2 separate regions of the Homo sapiens genome follow, and region 2 is linked to region 1. A link is a loop called in an ENCODE intact Hi-C map of the cell type or tissue named here. Cell type or tissue: Calu3. All regions are shown on one strand. Each heading gives the region's core, and the rest is flanking DNA. Links, peaks and the distances in the headings are about the cores only. Region 1 has its middle 25 kb from the start of PRXL2A. Region 2 has its middle 370 kb from the start of LINC02655.

Evidence for each region. A loop is a pair of places that touch in the nucleus more often than their neighbours do. Peaks named below come from ENCODE experiments on the same cell type or tissue, not always from the same donor. Only the 100,000 strongest peaks of a DNase experiment are listed, where the experiment ranks them.
Region 2: a loop joins it to region 1, with 3 times the contacts of the local background. A loop is called at or near these places in 11 of 110 quality-filtered maps.

The regions. Positions count from the first base shown.
Region 1 is chr10:80,378,436-80,388,237 of GRCh38, forward strand. No RefSeq gene overlaps it. Among named protein-coding and RNA genes, the nearest start is that of PRXL2A, 25 kb to the right of the region's middle. In Calu3, for the core only: CTCF peaks have their summits at 4,798 and 5,004; a DNase peak (open chromatin) is centred at 4,786.
Region 2 is chr10:81,014,263-81,024,064 of GRCh38, forward strand. No RefSeq gene overlaps it. Among named protein-coding and RNA genes, the nearest start is that of LINC02655, 370 kb to the left of the region's middle. In Calu3, for the core only: a CTCF peak has its summit at 5,075 (motif pointing left); a DNase peak (open chromatin) is centred at 5,069.

The DNA.
Region 1 (9,802 bases), core at 2,694-6,693:
CTAAGCCCTGCCTGCTGACATTGCCTCTAAGGGTTTCCTTTTATATTACTGGCAGAATGAACTTCAGAATCTTGTGGTTTTCTACCCCAGCTTCCAATCTGCTTAGCATCTGACCTTTTCTTAAAACAAAGATCTAAACATTTCCTAAAACAACCTCCCAGAACAAAAGCAAGAACGCACAAACATGGACTGACAATTTTGAGGGCTGATTACAAAAAGAGTGCTTTGATTTGGTACAGTCATACCTCGGAGATACTGCAAGTTCACTGCAATGAAGCAAATAAGGCAATAAAGCCAGTCACGCACAGTTTTTGGTTTCCCAGTGCATGTAAAAATTATGTTTATGCTATATTGTAGTCTATTAAGCGTGCAATAGCATTATGTCTTCAAAAAAATATGCATATGTAATTTTAAAATACTTTTTTTGCTAAAAAATGCTAACAATCATGTGAATCTTCTCCGAATTGTAAATCTTTTTGCTGGTGGTGGGTCTTGCCTTAACATTGATGGTTGCTGACTGATCAGGGTGGTAGTTGCTGAAGGCTGGGGTGGCTATGGCAATTTCTTAAGAGAACAGTGAAGTTTGCCACATTTCATCCACAGTAGAACTTCTTTCAAAATTGGAGTCAATCCTTTCGAACACTGCCACTGCTTTATCAACTAAGTTTGTGGAATAGTGAAAATCTTTGTTGTCATTTCAACAGTGATCACAATGTTCATGAATCATAAATGTTCTGGATGGCATGTAGAATGGCGAAAACTTTCCAGAGGTTTTTAATTTACTTTGCTTGGATCTATAAGAGGAATCACTATCCATGGAAGCTATAGCCTTACAAAATGTATTTCTTAAATAATAAGACTTGAAAGTCAAAATTACTCCTTGATCCATGGGCTACAGAATGGATGTTGTGTTAGCAGGCGTAGAAACAACATTTACCTCCTTATACATTTTCACCAGCGCTCTCAGGTGATGAGAGGCATTGTCAGTGAGCAGTAATATTTTGAAATAAATCTTTTTGGCTGGGTACAGTGGCTCACACCTGTAATACCAGCACTTTGAGAGACTGAAGTGGGTGGATCACCTGAGGTCAGGAGTTCGAGACCAGCCTGACCAGGAGTTCGAGACCATGGTGAAACCCTGTCTCTAGTAAAAATACAAAAATATTAGCTGGGCATGGTGGCACATGCCTATAATCCCAGCTACTCAGGAGACTGAGTAAGGAGAATCATTTGAACCCGGGAGGCGGAGGTTGTAGTGAGCCAGGATGGTGCCATTGCACTCCAGCCTGGGCAACAAGAGTGAAACTCAGTCTCAAAAAAAGAAAAAAAAGAAAGAAATCTTTTCATCTGAGCGGTATGTCTCAAAAGTGGGCTTAAAACATTCAGCAAACCATGCTATAAACAGATGTGCTATCCAGGCTTTGTTGTTCCACTGATAAACACAGGCAGAGTAGATCTAGCATCATTCTTAAGGCCCCTAGGATTTTCAGAATGATAAATGAGTGTTGGCTTCAACTTAACATCACCAGATGCATTAGACTCTAACAAGAGAGTCAGCCTGTCCTTTGAAGCTTTGAAGCCAGGCATTGACTTCTCCTCCGTAGCCATGAAAGTCTTGGACGGCATCTTCTTCTTATAGAAGGCTATTTCATCTACATTGAAAATCTGTTGTTTAGTGTAGCCACCATCATCAATTATCCCAGGATAATTATTTTCAATTATTTTCTGGATAGCTTGCTGCAGCTTCTATATCAGCACTTGCTGCTTCACTCTGCACTTTTATGTTATGGAGATGGCCTCTTTCCATAAACCAGCCTCTGCTAGCTTCAAACTTTTCTTCTGCAGCTTATTCATCTCTCTCAGCCTTTACAGAATTGAAGAGAGGTAGAGCCTTGCTCTGGACTAGGCTTTGGCTTAAGGGAATATTGTGGTTGGTTTGATCTTCCATCCAGACCACTAAAGCTTTCTCCATATTCGCTTTCTTATCATTTGTGTGTTTACTGGAGCAGCACTTTTACTTTCCTTCCATAAACTTTCCTTTGCATTCACAACTTGGCTGTTTGGCACAAGAGGCGTAGCTTTCGGCCTGTCTTGGCTTTCGACATGCCTTCCTCACTAAGCCTAACCATTACTACTTTTTTTTTTTTTTTTTTGAGACAGGGTCTCGCTCTGTGGCCCAGGCTAGAGTGCAGTGGGGTGATCTCAGCTCACTGCAACCTCCACCTCCCAGGTTCAAGCAAGCAATTCTTGTGCCTCAGCCTCCTGAGTAGCTGGGACTACAGGCACCACCACGTCCAGCTAATTTTTATATGTTTAGTAGCCACAGGGTTTCACCATGTTGGTCAGGCTAGTCTCGAACTCCTGGCCTCAAGTGATCTGCCTGCCTTGGCCTCCCAAAGTGCTGGGATTACAAGCGTGAGTCACCATGCCCAGCCCATAACTAGCTCTTGACTTAAAGTGAGAAACACGTGACTCTTCTTTTCACTTGAACATTTAGAGGCCATTGTACAGTTATTAATTGGCCTAATTTCAATATTGTTGTGTCTTGGGGAATAGGAAGGCATGAGGAGAGGGAGAGAGATGAAGGAATGGTGTGTTGGTGGAGCAGTCAGAACATACACAGTATTTGTTGATTGAGTTCACCGTCACACACACAGTATTTATTGGTTGAGTTCACCATCTTATATGGGTGTAATTGTAGATAATTACAAAGTAACATCAGAGATCACTGATTGTAGATTCCTATAACAGATATAATAATAATGAACGAGTCTGAAATATTGTGGGAATTATCAAAATATAACACAGAGACACAAAGTGGGCACATGCTGTTGGAAAAAAATGGCACCCATAGATTTGCACAACACAGGGTTGCCACAGACCTTAATATTTATTTATTTATTTATTTATTTATTTATTTATTTATTTATTTTATTGAGGTGGAGTCTCACTCTGTCGCCCAGGCTGGAATGCAGTGGTGCTATCTCAGCTCACTGCAACCTCTGCCTGCCAAGTTCAAGTGATTCTGTTGCCTCAGCCTCCCTAGTAGCTGGGATTACAGGCATGCGCTACCACACCCTGCTAATTTTTTTTTTTTTTTGAGACAGAGTCTTGCTGTGTTGCCCAGGCTGGAGTACAGTGGCATGATCTCGGCTCACTGCAACCTCCACCTCTGGGTTCAAGCAATTCTCGTGCCTCAGCCTCCCGAGTAGCTGGGATTACAGGCATGCACCATCACGCCTGGCTAATTTTTTGTATTTTTAGTAGAGACAAGGTTTCACCATGTTGGCCAGGCTGGTCTTGAACTCCTGAGCTCAGACAATCCGCCTGCCTCAGCCTCCCAAATTGCTAGGATTACGGGCATGAGCCACTGTGCCCGGCCAGACCTTTAATATTTAAACAAAATGCAGTATCTGCAAAACAGAGCAAAGCAAAACACAATACAATGAGGTATGTCTGCGCTTAATTTCTTACACAAATCAGATAGGTAGGTAGATAGAACAAACGACATTACTGGGATTCATCATGGAAATGTTCCACTATGGCCATTATGTATCCATTAAAAGCAATAATGTAGAAAGATACAAATTTATAATATCAGGGTGTGTGTTTGTGTGTACTGGTGTGTCTATCCACAGAGAACTATCTGGAAAGATGGTCATTTGAGGACAGGATTACTATTGAATTTGTATTTTGTCATGCTTTTCTGTATCATAAAATTTTTTATAAAGATCATGAATCCCATATAAAATAAAAATATGTTTTTTCATTTGGGAAAAATTAATTTTTTAAGCAAAACTTATCAATATGAATCTGGACAGCTCAACTTCTTCATTTTCAAAAGTAGGAAATGTATATTTGTCACTCTGGCTTTCATCGTGACTGTTAACATGGTGTGCTAGAGTCCCATCTAATAGTTTTTGTGTTTCAACAGGATTCTTCCTTGCCAGCCTCCAGGATGGAAGAGTAATGGAGGGAACTCTCTGGTTATTTTCTCTACCTGTCCTCACTCTAGGAGGAAAATTGACCTCTCTGGTTGTTGAGATTGTTAGGTGACTGCAAATCTTGGGGTTGCATTCATATGCTGGGCAGAGTAAATGTATTAAAAGTAACACTTTTGTGTTTCTTTTTTTTTTTCTCTCCTTGGTCTCTTAAACCTGCTGGTATTTGTGAGGCTCACATTTGCAGCTTCTGTATCTACAATTTGATGGGAAAGTCAGTCTCCTGGAGGGAAATGAGAGACACTACCACATTCTTCGGTTTATCTGATTATCTAACTGAATATAATTCTAAATAAACTATTACTCTACTCAAATGCAGGAAGGAGAACCTATTGAAACTGTTCTCTTGTCATAAAATTGCCCTCGGGTTCATTATTGTAATTACCATTACCATTGCTCATGGCTATATTATGATCACGAATATAACAGTCATTAGCTAAATGCTTCTGACTTTCCTTCCAGGCATAGACCTTCATCACGCATCTCAAACTCAGGAAGTCAGTCTCTGGTTCTCCCACCCATGAACATCCATCTCCAACTTCCACTACTCCCTGTGACACTTAAATGAGATAATTCACATAGAGCACATAGAATTAGCATGCCTGGACCACAGGGACTCCCGATGGCATCAGCATTGGCTGCTGCTGCTGTCATGATTGTTGTTGCTGTGCTAGACCTGTGTAATTTTAAAGTTGTAGTTGTCGCTGCTAAGGGACAATTTCCTGCCACCTCTACTGTTTTTTTCTCTGCATTAACAAAAGCCCCAGCTGGTTTTCCTCCCACAGCCATGTGGTGGCACCAGCACTTCACAAATTTTCATCTGAAATAGGTAGTTTTTTTTGTTTGTTTTTGTTTTTTTGTTTTGGGGCAGATTCTCACTCTGTTGCCCAGGCTGGAGTGCAATGGCGTGATCTCGGCTCACTGGAACCTCCACCCCCTGGATTCAAGTGATTCTCCTGCCTCAGCCTCCTGAGTAGCTGAGATTACAGGCACCCGCCACCACGCCCGGCAAATTTTTGTATTTTTAGTAGAGAAGGGGTTTCACCTTGTTAGTCAGGCTGATCTCGAACTCCTGACCTCAGGTGATCCACTCACCTCGGCCTCCCAAAGTGCTGAGATTACAGGTGTGAGCCACTACACCTGGCCTTTTGCTTGTTTTTTAAATTGACAAATAAAAACTATACGTATATGTATATATATATATATAATGTACAATATGTTTAACATGTGCATTACCTAACATACTTATCATTTTTTGTGGCATGCACACTAAAAATGTTAACCATTTTCAAGTGTACAATACATTGTTTTTAACTTTAGTCACCACGTTGTACAACAAATCTCTGAATTTATTCTCCAATCTAACTGAAATTTTATATCCATTGACCAACATCTTCCCAACCTCCACTCCCATCCCAGCCCCTGGTAACTACCATTTGAAATGGATGGTTATTAATTGCAGCAGGACTTTCAGCAGGGATCCTGAGGTCAGGTCCATGTTTCTGCTTATACAAAGAGTCAGCCTAGACAATCAGATCTTCCATAACCTGTAGAAATGTTTCCTTTTTGTGTTTCTTTTTATGGGGATTTACTTAGTACTTAATCTTGTGTAAATCACCCCTGCTTTGGCCTCCATATTTCTCAATAATTATGCTAAGATAGTCTAAGTAAACCAAGGGGCAACTTGAAAATAATAATGGTTATGTATTGAGCACTTACCAGACACAGCCATCCCTCTGGAGCTTACAGAGTAGCTGGAAAGAGAGATAATAAGCAATAGAACAAATAAATTTGAAGTACTATATGAAAATAAGTCCAGAGTGTGGTAAGTACTATGAAGAAAATAAAGGGCCACAGGGAGAAGCCACATTGTTTCACGGTTAGGTCTATATTCATTTTGAGTTAATTTTTGTGAAAGGTGCAAGGTGTGTATTTAGGTTCATTTTTTACATCTGTGCATCCAATTGTTTACCACTATTTGTTGAAAAGATCAGGCCGGGCGTGGTGGCTCACGCCTGTAATCCCAGCACTTTGGGAGGCTGAGGCGGGCGGATCAGGAGGTCAGGAGATCGAGACCATCCTGGCTAACACGGTGAAACCCCATCTCTACTAAAAATACAAAAAATTAGCCGGGCGTGGTGGCAGGCGCCTGTAGTCCCAGCTACTCAGGAGGCTGAGGCAGGAGAATGGCGTCAACCTGGGAGGCGGAGTTTGCAGTGAGCCGAGATCGTGCCACCGCACTCCAGCCTGGGTGACAGAGCAAGACTCCATCTCAAAAAAAAAAAAAAAAAGAAAGAAAGAAAAGAAAAGATCATCCTTTCTGCAGTGAATGGCCTTTGTGCATTTGTCAAGGATCAGTCGACCATATTTTTGTGACCTATATATCTATTTAACCAATACCACACTGTCTTGATTACTATAGCTTCATGTAATCCTTGAAATTGGTGGTATTATGGGAGGCTGAGGCAGGAGAATGGCGTGAACCTGGGAGGCGGAGCTTGCAGTGAGCTGAGATCACGCCACTGCACTCCAGCCTGGGCTACAGAGCAAGACTCTGCCTCAAAACAAAAAAAAAAAAAAGAAAAAAGAAAAAAAAAAGAAATTGGTGGTATTACTACTTCAACTTTTTTCTTCTTCAGTGTTGTGTTGGTTATTTGAAGTCTTTTCCTTTCATATAAACTTTAGAATCTATTTGTTGATATCTACAAAATAGCTTTCTGGGATTCTGATTGGGATTGCATTGAATCTATAGTTCAAGTTGGGAATAATTAATATTTTAATAATATTGAGTCTTTCTTTGTTCCCTTTTTTTTTTTTTTTTTGATACAAGGCCCAGGCTGGAGTGCAGTAGTACGATCATAGTTGACTGAAGCCTCAAACTCTCGGCTTCAAGTGATCCTCCCACCTCAGCCTCCTGAGTAGTTGGAACTACGACTGGCTAATTTTTCAATTTTTTAGAGATGGAGTCTCACATTGTTTCACAGCCTGGTCTCCAATTCCTGGCTTCAAGCAATCCTCCCACTTTGGCCTCCCAAAAGTTTGGGATTACAGGCATGAGCCATTGCACCAGGCCTTCTTTCTTTTTTCAGAGACAGGGTCTTGTTCTGTTGCCCTAGCTGGAGTGCAGCGGTATGATCATAGCTCACTGCAGCCTCAAACTCCTGGGCTCAACAGATTCTCCTGCCTCAGCCTCCCGAGTAGTTGGGACTCCAGGCATGAGCCACCACACCCAGCTAATTTTTCAATTTCTTAGATACGGAGTCTCACTATGTTACCCAGGCTGGTCTCGAACTCCTGGCCTCAAGTAATCCTCCCACTTCAGACTCCTGAGTAGCTGGGATTACAGCCAAAAGCCACAGTGCCTGGCTTGTTACTGTTTTAATCCATGAGACGGAAATAGGTCTCCATTTATTTAAACCATCTTTGACTTAGTTCATCAGTATTTTGTACTTTTGCACATGTAGATCCTATACATATTTTGTTAGATTTTTATACTTAAGTATTTTTGGTGCAATTATAAATGGAATTTTTTATTTCAAATTCCATTTGTACATGGCTGGTATATAAAAAAGCAATCTTTTGTATATTCACCTTGCTGTACTCACTTATTAGTTTCAAGAGTTTTTTTGTTTTTGTGTTTGGTAGATTCTTCAAGATTTTTTTCATAGACAATCATGTCATCTGCAAATAAAGACAGTTTGTCTCTCCAATTTAAATATGTATTCATTTTATTTTCTTTTTCTTTCTTATTGCAGTAGCTAGGACTTTCAGTATAATGTCGAATAGGAGTGATGAGAAGGATATCCTTGCCTTGATCCAGATACTATAGAGAAAGCATTCATTCTATTTGCTACTTTTTTGTGGAGGACTTTTGTGTCTATGTTCATAAAAGATATTGGGCTATAGTTGGCTATATTGGCTATAGTTTTCCTTTCTTGTAAAGTCTTTATTTAGTCTTTATTTAGTTTGGCTAGTAAGATAATGCTGGCATGACTTTCTCAAGTATTTCTCCATACTCCCCTGGCTGCAACACTTCTAGCTTATTTTCCTGAAGTCTTGATTCCTGTTGACTATGTTTTTCCCCCTTAAGTGAGACAGAAAGGTTAGAGGAAACTAATGTTTCTTCTAACGTTATGGAATGTTAGAATGTTCTTTTCCCAACTGAGTGGAATGAATGTTCTTTTCCCAACTGAGATCAGCCTCTGCCAGAGTCTTTTCCTCTGAAGATTAGATCTCTGTTATGTAAAATATTCTGGGCATATTTCACGGGCATTACTCTTCTTCTCCACTTCAAGAACCACTAAACCATAAGGGGAACTTCCTCAAGTCTTCACCAGCGGTACCTTGTGTGTTTCTTGAAAATAAAGTCCATGAAAGTGTGGGGGCCAGCCGGGCGCGGTGGCTCATGCCTGTAATCCCAGCACTTTGGGAGGCCGAGGCGGGGCGATCACGAGGTCAGGAGATCGAGACCATCCTGGCTAACATGGTGAAACTCCGTCTCTACTAAAAATACAAAGAATTAGCTGGGTCTGGTGGCAGGCGCCTGTAGTCCCAGCTACTCAGGAGGCTGAGGCAGGAGAATGGCGTGAACCCGGGAGGCGGAGCTTGCAGTGAGCCGAGATCGCGCCACTGCACTCCAGCCTGGGTGACAGAGCAAGACTCCGTCTCAGAGGAAAAAAAAAAAGTGTGGGGGCCACCACTAAGACTGCAGCTGTAGATGTTTGTCCTTCTCACACTAATCCACACACTACCTGCAGTAATTCATCAGAATTACTACAGATGCTTCTGGACTCATGATGCCGTTATGTCCCAATAAACCCATCATCAGTTGAAAATATCGTAAGTTGAAGATGTATTTTATACATCTAATCTACCAAACATCACAACTTAGCCTACACTACTTTAAGTATGTTCAGAACACTTACATTAGCCCAGCACTGCAAGAGAGCATTGTGCCACATATCACTGGCCCTAGAAAAGATCAAAATTCAAAGTATGGTTTCTACTGAATGTGTGTCATTTTCACACCATTATAAAATCAAAAAATTGTAAGTTGAACCATTGTAAGTTCGGACCATCCGTTCTGAGGCATCACTGAGCTGGCTTCTGCTCCAGGTAAGGAGATCTCAGCTGGACTTCTTGGAAGAGCCTTTCTCTCCAGAACCCAGATGGAGATTTGGCCTCCAAACCCAGTTTTCTGATAGATCCAGAGAAAGTCATTGATTTTCCAGTTTCCCGTATTTTTCTTGTAAGGATGAGAGCGCTTCTAACCTTTTCATATATCAGAATTGAAATCAGAAGTCCTCTAGAGAGACCACTTTAGATAGAAGGTCAGGGAACACTGAAAGTGACATTAGAATTGAGCTCCAAAAATAAGCAGGAACACAACAGCCCTGCCAGGCAGGTAATGGTACCATTTTACAGACAACAGTCCTAGGGCTAGAGAGAGAAAGTGATTTTGCCAAGAGTCAAAGCCCAAGGCTTTGAAAGGGCCCAGCCGGCTTCAAAGTCAATCCTTTCTTCATTCCACCAAGCAGCCTCAAACTCGTAATGCAAAGGGAGAGGCTGGAGGAGCCATCTGTCTATGGAAATGCTCAAATATATTCAGAGACTTTGAAATTGTGCCTTCTGGCTGGGCACGGTGGCTCATGCCTGTAATCCCAGCACTTTGGAAGGCCAAGGTGGGCAGATCACCTGAGGTCAGGAGCTCAAGACCAGTCTGACCAACATGGCGAAACCTCATCTCTACTAAAAAAAAAAATACAAAAATTAGCTGGGTGTGGTGGCGCATGCCTGTAACT
Region 2 (9,802 bases), core at 3,335-7,334, 640 kb after region 1:
AAATGTTTGTGAGGCTTAAATTTGTACATGACAAATTACCTTAGATGGACTTAATAAACAGACACCATTACCACTACCAGTATTGCTACATTTGTGTTACTGCTGTTGCAATGAACCAAGAATTACAAGAGCAATATTTTATGTGCTATGGAAACATGAAGTAGGTGGCAACTTAACTGTCCCTTTAAGTGCCAGGGAAAGCTAAAAAGAGGTGGTCGTATAGAACCTGAATCTTAAAGGTTCTTTCAGGTGCGAAGAGGTGTTAAAAAATCCTAGCAAAAGGATGGCCTATAGTGATATTGGAGACTGAAATAATTGGATTAGTATAACATTTCACTTGACAAAGCATTTTCAGAAACAGTTTATTTGATATTCACAGCATCATTTCACAGCAGAAAATGTCTTTATTTTATTATTTAAAAATGGGTATTCTAAGTTGCCGTGAGTTATTTTGGGTCATTCAGTTTGAAAATCATGGAGCTCCCCTCGAATCCAGGCCTTTTTACCACAACAAAAGGTGATGTTTTATATATCACAATGCTTTCTTTTATTTTATATAGTTTCCCTAAATGAATTAGAAGTATTGAAAGTTTATAAAGTACTTATGTAAGACTGACAGCATGCTTATGAAAATAGATTCTTTAATTTAGGATCTACTAAGTCCTTCTTTAGATTTTTCCAACAGATAGTTAAGCAGAGAAGATGTCACTACATTTAGGATAATATTGGGAATTTATGTATCTCACATTCATTTTGTATAGTTTGTGTGTGTGTGGGTGAGCGTGTGTGTGATGTGTGTGAGGGGGGCAGAGGGGAGGGAGGGAAGGAGGGAGAGAGAGGAGAGAGAGAGACAGACAGAAACTACTTCCCATAATAACAGTAGTCTTTTGTTCCATTGTATTAAAAAATTCCAATTCTAAAAAATAAATTGCTTAAAGTAATGTGAGTTTAGAATGATTGCGTTTTTAAATTTTCTTTAATTGGAAATATGGAGAAATTTGAATTACTTTTTAACACCCAGGGAAAGCCTTAATTTTATTTTTTGACATCTAGCAAAACCTTTCTAATACGTGGTAAAAACCTGTTAATGATTTGGGATGCATCCTATGACTGAAAGCTAAATAAAAGGGTATATTTGTAGCCCATTAACATGTTTTTTAAGGTTTAAGCTACATGGAAGCACAAAGTTCAGCTTCTGATGTCACCAATTTCATTGTAAATCACATTTAATGTGGTTTTCTAGTTTAAAAATGACATTTTAAAAGCTATTACTTGGTTGTCCGCCTTCAGGACAAGGGTGGCCCTGATGGAGTAATAAATTTTGATGGAACATTGGCTTATTAAAAGTCTTCAAATTATGCTGATAATTATCTGGAGTTTATAGAGATTACTGTGTCATTATGTTTAAATGAGTCTCCAGCATAACCCACTGCAAGCTGGGCCAGAAAGCTGTGGCTGATATTGCCATATAATATGTAGCTGGATTAAGGAAGACACCATGTTCTCCTGGGTTTCTAAAAGCCACCAATTATTGTAGATTGAATTATTGTAGACTGCAGCCCAGATTTTGTTTTTGAATTCCAGCTCCCTGTATCCAATGGTCTACCACTCGAAAGGCCTATATTCACCACCATTTTAGCAGGAGCTAACCGATCCCCTTCCCTTTGATACCAGAAATACAGGCCACTCTGAAAAACAAGTGAAGGATTTAATTAGCCATTCATAAAACAGGGCAATCAAAGGCCATTTATCATACAAAAAGGTGTTCATCTTCACTAGTTAATCAGGGAAATAGAAATTAAAACCATAACAGTATACTATCACATACCTGTCAATCTGACTAAAAAGAATGACAATACCAATTGTTGGTAAGGATATAGAGCTATGTGAACTCTCATACACTTCTGGTAGGAATGTAAATTTTTGCAACCAAAACACTTTGGAAAGGTGTGTACTGTTTACTGCTCTAGTTTAAGATATACATAATTTACAGTTCAATAATTCCACTTCTAAGAGAAGTGCATGTATATATGCAACAGGATACACACATAAGAATGTTCACAGCAGCATTAGTTTAATACAGTTGATCTTTGAACAACATAGGGATTCAGGGCACTGAAGCCCCCCAACACAGCTGAAAATTCACATATAAGTTTTGACTCCCTCAAAACGTAACTATGAATAGCCTACTGTTGATTAAAAGCCTTACCAATAACAAAATAGTTGATTAATGCATATTTGTATGTTATATGTATTATACAGTAGTTTCAAACTAGAGATTACTCAAGTATCCATCAATGGTATAGACTGTATTATGTTCATACAATGGAATCTCATGCAGTGATACAAATGAACCATCTTGCTATACACAACAGGGTGTATGAATCTTGCATATACAGTACTGCATGAAAGAAGCCAGGCATAAAAAAATTTACTAAACTTTTTCATTAATATCAGCTCCAAAATGAGAAAGAGATGAACTGTTAGAATAGAAATAAAGACATTTGTTACATTTAAGAAGGAGAGAGAGGTAGTACAGTGGAGAGGGCACCAAGAAGACACCCAAGGAACTGTCAATATTCGATTTCTTAAAACTTGATGGCAGTTATATAGGTGTTTGTTTCGTGATATCTCATTGAACGGTTGCATACCTAGCATATTTGACAACTAGAATAGATAATCTGACTACCAGAATAGATAATAAGGGAGTTTCCCAATCCTCTTTCTAGGTGATGAAATTATTTTTATTAATAATCACAATAATCAATGAATAATCCATATTTTAGGGATTCATCTTTAGTTTTAAAACAACTAAAGCAGAAGAATAAAATTCAAATAATATTATACTTTACAGTTGGCTCCCTGTTTCACTGTTTTACATTTTAACATACATAAAATCTCCAAGTAGTCATATTTAATAATTCAATTAAATAGAATTCTATTTCTTCATTTTTATAGTCATGGTGTGATTATTGCTGATTTCTAATATCATATCATGTGTTGGAGACTCACTGTTCCCAAAGCATGCAATTGGAAACCATTATTGTATTTGTTTGCTAAGGCTGCCATAGCAAGATACCACAGAGTGGGTGGGTTAAACAATAGAAATTTAATTTCTCACAGTTCTGAGGGCTGAAAGTAAGTCCAGGATCAAGGTGTCAGCAGGGCTGGGTTCTCCTGAGGCTCCTCTCCTTGTCCTGCAGATGGCTGCCTTCTGGCCGAGTCCTCACATAGCATTTCCTCTGTGTGTGCACATCTCTGATGTCTCCCCATGTGTCCTGATCTCCTTGTATCAAGACACCAGTCAGATTGGATTAAGGGCATCTTAGCGACCTTATTTTCAATTACTTTCCTTTTTAAAAGCTTTGTCTTCAAATACAGTCTCATTCTGAGGTGCTGGGGGTTAGGGCTTCAACATGAATTTGGGTAGGGGTGGCACAGAATTCGGCCCATAACAATTATAAATTTAACTCTTGAAAGAATGTTTGTAGCTTGTACCCTTGTGTTGGGACCTAACCATGTAACTGGAAGTTCTCTGGATTAGTGTCCATGTTGAACTCAGAGTTTATTAAAGAATACATAATAATAGTGCTAATTTTACACACACTCACACACATATATACTTAAGACTCAGTAGTAAGCACACTATTGTTTAGAATTTAAATCAACACAGGATATTTTATTCAATGAAGAATATTCTATCACTGACATTGCTCAGAAATTCTGGCCCAGAGTGATGATTAAAAGCAGACCAATTTTAGTTATTTTTTAAATTGTTTTTAAGTTTTCTGCAGAGAACGTGCCCCCTTATTGCCTGAAGTCAGTGCAGATCACTCTAACAGTGATCTTGGTCCACCTCTGTCCATGGAATTTTATATTTATGCTTTATGCACTTTTCTGCATTGGTGTTATATTTCAATATGTTTAAAAAGTGTTGACTTGGAAGCTAGATAGATCAAGGTTCAAATCCTCCATATGTATAAATGATGCTGTCCTTTGCAAGCTGCTAATCTTCTCCATGCTTTGGCTTCTCACTCAGAAAATGAGGATTACACTATACCTCCCAGGAGCATTACGAAGATTTAAATAAAATCAGATACTACATATAAATACTTAGTCAAGTTCCAGGCACAGAATAAAATGCCCACTGATGGAGTTTGAATGCATGTCCCTGCCAAATCTTGTGTTGAATTGTAATCCCCAATGCTGGAGGTGGGATCTGGTGGAAGGTGCTTGGGTCATGGGGGCGGGTCTTTTATGGCTTGGTGCTGTGTTCATGATAATGAGTTCTTGTGAGGTCTGGTCATTTCAAAAGTGTCTGGCACTTCTCCTCCGACTCTCTCTCACTTGCTCCTGCTTTCAACATGTGACGTGCCTATTCCCTCTTTGCCTTTCGCTATGATTGAAACCTCCCTGAGGCTTCACCAGAAGCTGAGTAGATGCCAGCACTATGCTTCCTGTAAAGCCTGCAGAACCATGAGCCAATTAAGACTATTTTCTTTATAAATTACCCAGTCTCAGGTATTTCTTTATATAGCAACACAAGAATGGACGAATATACTCACTATTGAGTGAATCACATAGAGAGTTCTAGTTATTGTCATTTCACTTGTTTGTCTAAATTACTCAATCTCAAGCTTCCTGTGAGGAGATACAATCTTAGATGAATGACTTAATTTGCTAGCTCTTATGTGACAAGCACTGTTAGTGAGAAGATGACCCGTGTTTATAGACTTGTGGAGCAGGCAATCAAGTAGGAAAAACACAGCAATATATCTTACTGTGTTAGTGGAGAAATGTGTAGGAAGCTGTGGGAGAACCAATAAGGGAGCAACTGAGTTGCTGGAGCGATCAGGAAAAGACTAGCTAGAGGAGATTAATTTGAGCTTGATTTTGAAACCTGCGAACAGACAATGGAAAGGCATGACCTGCACAAAGGTTACTAGAGATGCTTCCTATAGGGCAGTGGTTCCCTTGGGGACAATTTTTCTCCACGGAGGATATTTGGCAATGTCTGGAGATCTTTTTGTTTATCAGAACTGTGGAGGTGCTACTGACATCTAGTGGGCAGAGGCAAGAGTTGCTGCTAAACATCTTGCAAGGCACAGGACAGCCCCTAGGCCGAAGAATTATCCTGCCCACAGTGTCAATACAGCTGAAGTTGAGAAAGCCTGCTGTAAGGTTTCCTTTGAAGAAACATAAAAAAAAAAAAAAAAAAGAAAACATAAAATATACTTGGGTAATTTATTATTATATCTTTTATTATTATATTTTAAAATTGATATTTGGCGGGGATGGCAGATGGCTTGCTTTTCAAAGTACACCCCAAAGTTGTAAGAATAGCAACCCCAGTCAGGCCCCAAGGAAGGGCTAGTGTGGGGGACCCTGTCCCAACTCCCCACACATCCGGGCATCACAGTGCAGTTTCCAGAAACAGCAGTGGGTGGCAGAAGACGCTACTGCAGTGAGGCAGAACTGCCCATTAGAAACAAGGAACACATTGGGCCTCTAGTATCTTCAGGTGAATGCAGGAAAAAATGGACTTTGAGAATCAGAAGAAGAAAAAAAATTCCTTAAATGATAAAAAAAAAAAAGCATCGGAAAACATAGAAGAGTAAAAAAGAAAAGATATAAGAAGGTTACAAGGAAATTTAAGCCACAAAATCAATGCTACTATTTTCTGTGTTCTAGTTAAATGATTTCAATTTACATTTTATTTGAGTATCTTTCTGTATTTCCTTAGGATTAATTCTATGAATTTCTTGCTAAAAACAATTCATTCACTTCTTTGGTGTCCTTTTATGCTCAATAATAAAAGCAGTTTGAGTTATGGATTTTCCTCTGTGTACAGTTTTCTCAAAATTATATTTTGTAGCTTGATTTACATTTTGAACAAGAGTGATTTTGAAGAAAATTTTAACATTTCTATGCAGTTTTGTTTAGGTGAGAGGTGGTTTGTTTTTAATTTCTAGTTTAATTGCAAATAAATGATTAATATTTGGAATTTATTGAAGTTTTTTTTGCAGCACAGTTGATTATACAATGTCCTAGGGACCTGTCAAAAGAAAATGCCCTACAGGTTTACAGAACAAGATGAGACCATCCATTTCCCCCCCACAAGGATACCAATTTAACAACTATCTTCACAGTAAAAACACCTTCATAAGAACTAGAAATCAGGTGAGCTCTCATAGTACCTGGTTTTAACTCCATATTGCTGAAAGAGGCACTACAGAGAGAGAAGACAGTCTTGAATTGCCAACGCCACCCCTCCTACACCCCTTCAGCAGTGCGGAGAGCATCTCTGGGCACTGGGGGAGGGAGAACACAACAATTGTGAGGCATTGAACTCAGTGCTGTCCTGTTAGAGCAGAAAGAAAAACCAGACCCAACTCAGGTGATACTCTCCCACAGAGGCAATATTTAAACCGGCCCTAGCCAGAGGGGAATCGCCAATCCCAGAGGGCAGAACTTGAGTTCCTGAAACCTCACCACCGAGGGCTAAAGTTCTCTGTGCTCTAAATAAACGTAAAAGGCAGTCTAGGCCATAAGGACTGCAAATCATGGGTGAGTCCTAGTGCTCAACTGGGCCCAGAGACAGTAGACTGGGAGGGCACGTGACATATTGAGACACCAGTTGGGGCAGCTCAGGCATCATCCCTCCTCTAAGCCCAGGTTGCATGGCTCCAAAAGAAACCCTTTCCTTCTGCTAGAGGAGAAGAGAAGGAAGAGTAGGGAGGACTTTGTCTTGCATCTTGGATACCAGCTCAGCCACAGCAGGATAGTGCACCAGTCAGTGTTTTGAGGTCCCCTTTCCGGGCCCTAGCTCCCAGATGACATTTCTAGACACACCCTGGGCCAGAAAGGAACCCGCTGCCTTGAAGTGAGGGACCCAGACCTGGAAACATTCATCACCTGCTAACTGAAGAGCCCTTGGTTCCTCAATAACCAGCAGCAATACCCAGGTACTACATCTAGGGCCTTGCTCAAGCCTCGAACTGGCTGGCTTCAGGTGAGACTCAGCATGTTACCAGCTTTGGTGGCTATGGGGCAAAACTCCTTCTGCTTGAGAAAAGCAGAGAGGAAAAATAAAGGGGACTTTGTCTTGCACCTGAGGTACCAGTACGGCCACAGGGGAGTATAGCCCCACGTGGGTTCTTGGGGTCTCTGATTCCAGGACTTGACTCTGGGATGACATCTCGGGACCTTCTCTGGGCCAGAAAATAACCCACTGCCTTGAAGAGTGAGTCTCAGGCTAGGCAGCATTCACCACAAGCTGACTTAAGAGCCCTTGGGCCTTAAGGGAACATTGGTGGTAGTCTGGCAGTACTTCTTGTGGCCTGTGGTGACAGTGGCTCTGGAGTGAGGCTTCTTTGCCTTTGAAAAGGGGAAGGAAGAGTGGGAAGGACTGCGTATTGTGGTGTAAGTGCCAGCTTAGCGGCAGTAAAATAGAACACAAGGTAGACTTGTAAGGTTTTTGACCATAGTCCCTGATTCTCAGATGGCACCTCTGGACCCACCTGGGGCCTAGGAGAACTCTCCACCCTGAAGGAAGGACACAGGCTGGGTGGCTTTGCTGCCTGCTGACTGCAGAGCCCCAAGGCCTTGAGCAAACATAGGCAATAGCCAGGGAGTGATTACAGTTACAGCAGGCCTTGGGAAAAACCCAGTGCTGTGCCAGCTTTAGGTCTGACCCAGTGTAGTCATAGTGATGGTGGCCACAGAGGTTCTTTTGTCACTCTACCCCCAGCTTTAGGTGGCTCAGTATAGAGGGAGAGAGAGACTCCATTTGTCTGGGAGAGAGTAAGGAAAGAGAACAAGAGTCTCTGCCTGGTAATCCAGAGAATTCTCCCAGATCTTGTCCAAAACCATCAAGAGGGTACCTCTGTGAGTCTGCAAAAGCCATAGCATTGCTGGGCTTGGGGTACCCCCTAAAGCAGATACAGCTTAGACACTCAAGTTTTTACAACACTCAAGTCTTTTCAAATATCCAGAAAGCCCAAGAAGGACAGATACAAAAATAAGCCCAGACAGTGAAGACTAAAATAAATACCTAACTCTTCAATATCCAGACACTGAAGAACGTCTACTAGCATCAACAGCGTTTAGGAAAACATGACCTTACCAAATGAACTAAATAAGCCACCAGGCATCAATCCTGGAGAAACAGAGATATATGACCTCTTAGACAGAGATTTCAAAATAGCTTTATTGAAGAAACTCTAAGTAAATCAAGATAACGCAGGGAAGGAATTCAGAACTCTATAAGATAAATTTAACAAAAAGATTGAAATAATTAAGAATCAAGAAGAAATTCTAGATTTGAAAAATGCAATTTACATACTGAAGAATGCATCGGAGTTCTTTAATAGCATGATTGATCAAGCAGAAGAAAGAATTAGTGAGCTTGAAGACAGGCTATTTGAAAATACACAGAGGAGACAAAGGAAAAAGAATGAAAAACAATAAAGCACATCTACAGGATCTGGAAAATAGCCTCAAAAGGGCCAATCTAAGAGTTATTGGCCTTAAAATGAGGTAGAGAAGGAGCTAGGAGTTGAAATTTTATTTAAAGGGATAATAACAGAGCATTTCCCAAACCTAGAGAAAGATATCAATATACAAGCACAAGAAGATTATAGAAGACCAAGCAGATTTAACCCAAAGAAGACTACTTCAAGACATGTAAAAATCAAACTCCCAAATATCAAGAATAACCAAAGGATACTAAAATTAGCAAGAGAAAAGAAACAAATATTATAAAATGGAGCTCCTATACATCTGGCTTCAGACTTTTCAGTGGAAACCTTACAGGCCAAAAGAGAGTGGCATGACATATTTAAAGTGCTGAATGAAAAGATGTTTTATCCTAGAGCAGTATATCCAGTAAAAATACTCTTCAAACAGGCCAGGCACAGTGGCTCACGCCTGTAATCCCAGCACTTTGGGAGGCTGAGATGGGCAGATCACAAGGTCAGGAGATCAAGGCCATCCCGGCTAACACAGTGAAACCCTGTCTCTACTAAAAATACAAAAAATTAGCCGGGCGTGGTGGCGGGTGCCTGTAGTCCCAGCTACTCGGGAGGCTGAGGCAGGAGAATGGCGTGAACCCGGGAGGCGGAGCTTGCAGTGAGCTGAGATCGCGCCGCTGCACTCCAGCCTGGGCGACAGAGCAAGACTCCATCTCAAAAAACAAAACAAAACAAAACAAAACAAAACAAAACAAAAACTCTTCAAACATGAAGGAAAAATAAACACTTTCCCAGACACACAAAGGCTGAAGGATTTTGAACAAAACCAGACCTGTCCTATAAGAAATGCTAAAGGAAGTACTTCAATCAGAAAGAAAAGGACATTAATGAGCAATAAGTAATTACCTGAAGGTGGAAAACTACTGAATAGTAAGCACACAGAATATTTAGCCATCTCACCTCAGTTAAAATGGTTTATATTCAAAAGACAGGCAATAACAAATGCTGGAGAGCATGTGGAGAAAAGGAAACTCTTGTACACTGTTGGTGGGAATGTAAATTAGTACAACCATCTTGGAGAACAGTTTGGAGGTTCCTCAAATAGCTAAAAATAGAGCTACCATATGATCCAGGAATCCCACTGCTGGCTATACACCCTAAAGAAAGGAAATCAGTATATTGAAGAGATATTTGCACTCCCATATTTGTTGTAGCATTATTCATAATAGCCAAGATTTGGAAGCAAACTAAAGTGTCCATCAACAGACACAGGGATAAAGAAAATGTGGTACACACAAAACAGATATATAGACCAATGGAACAGAACAGAG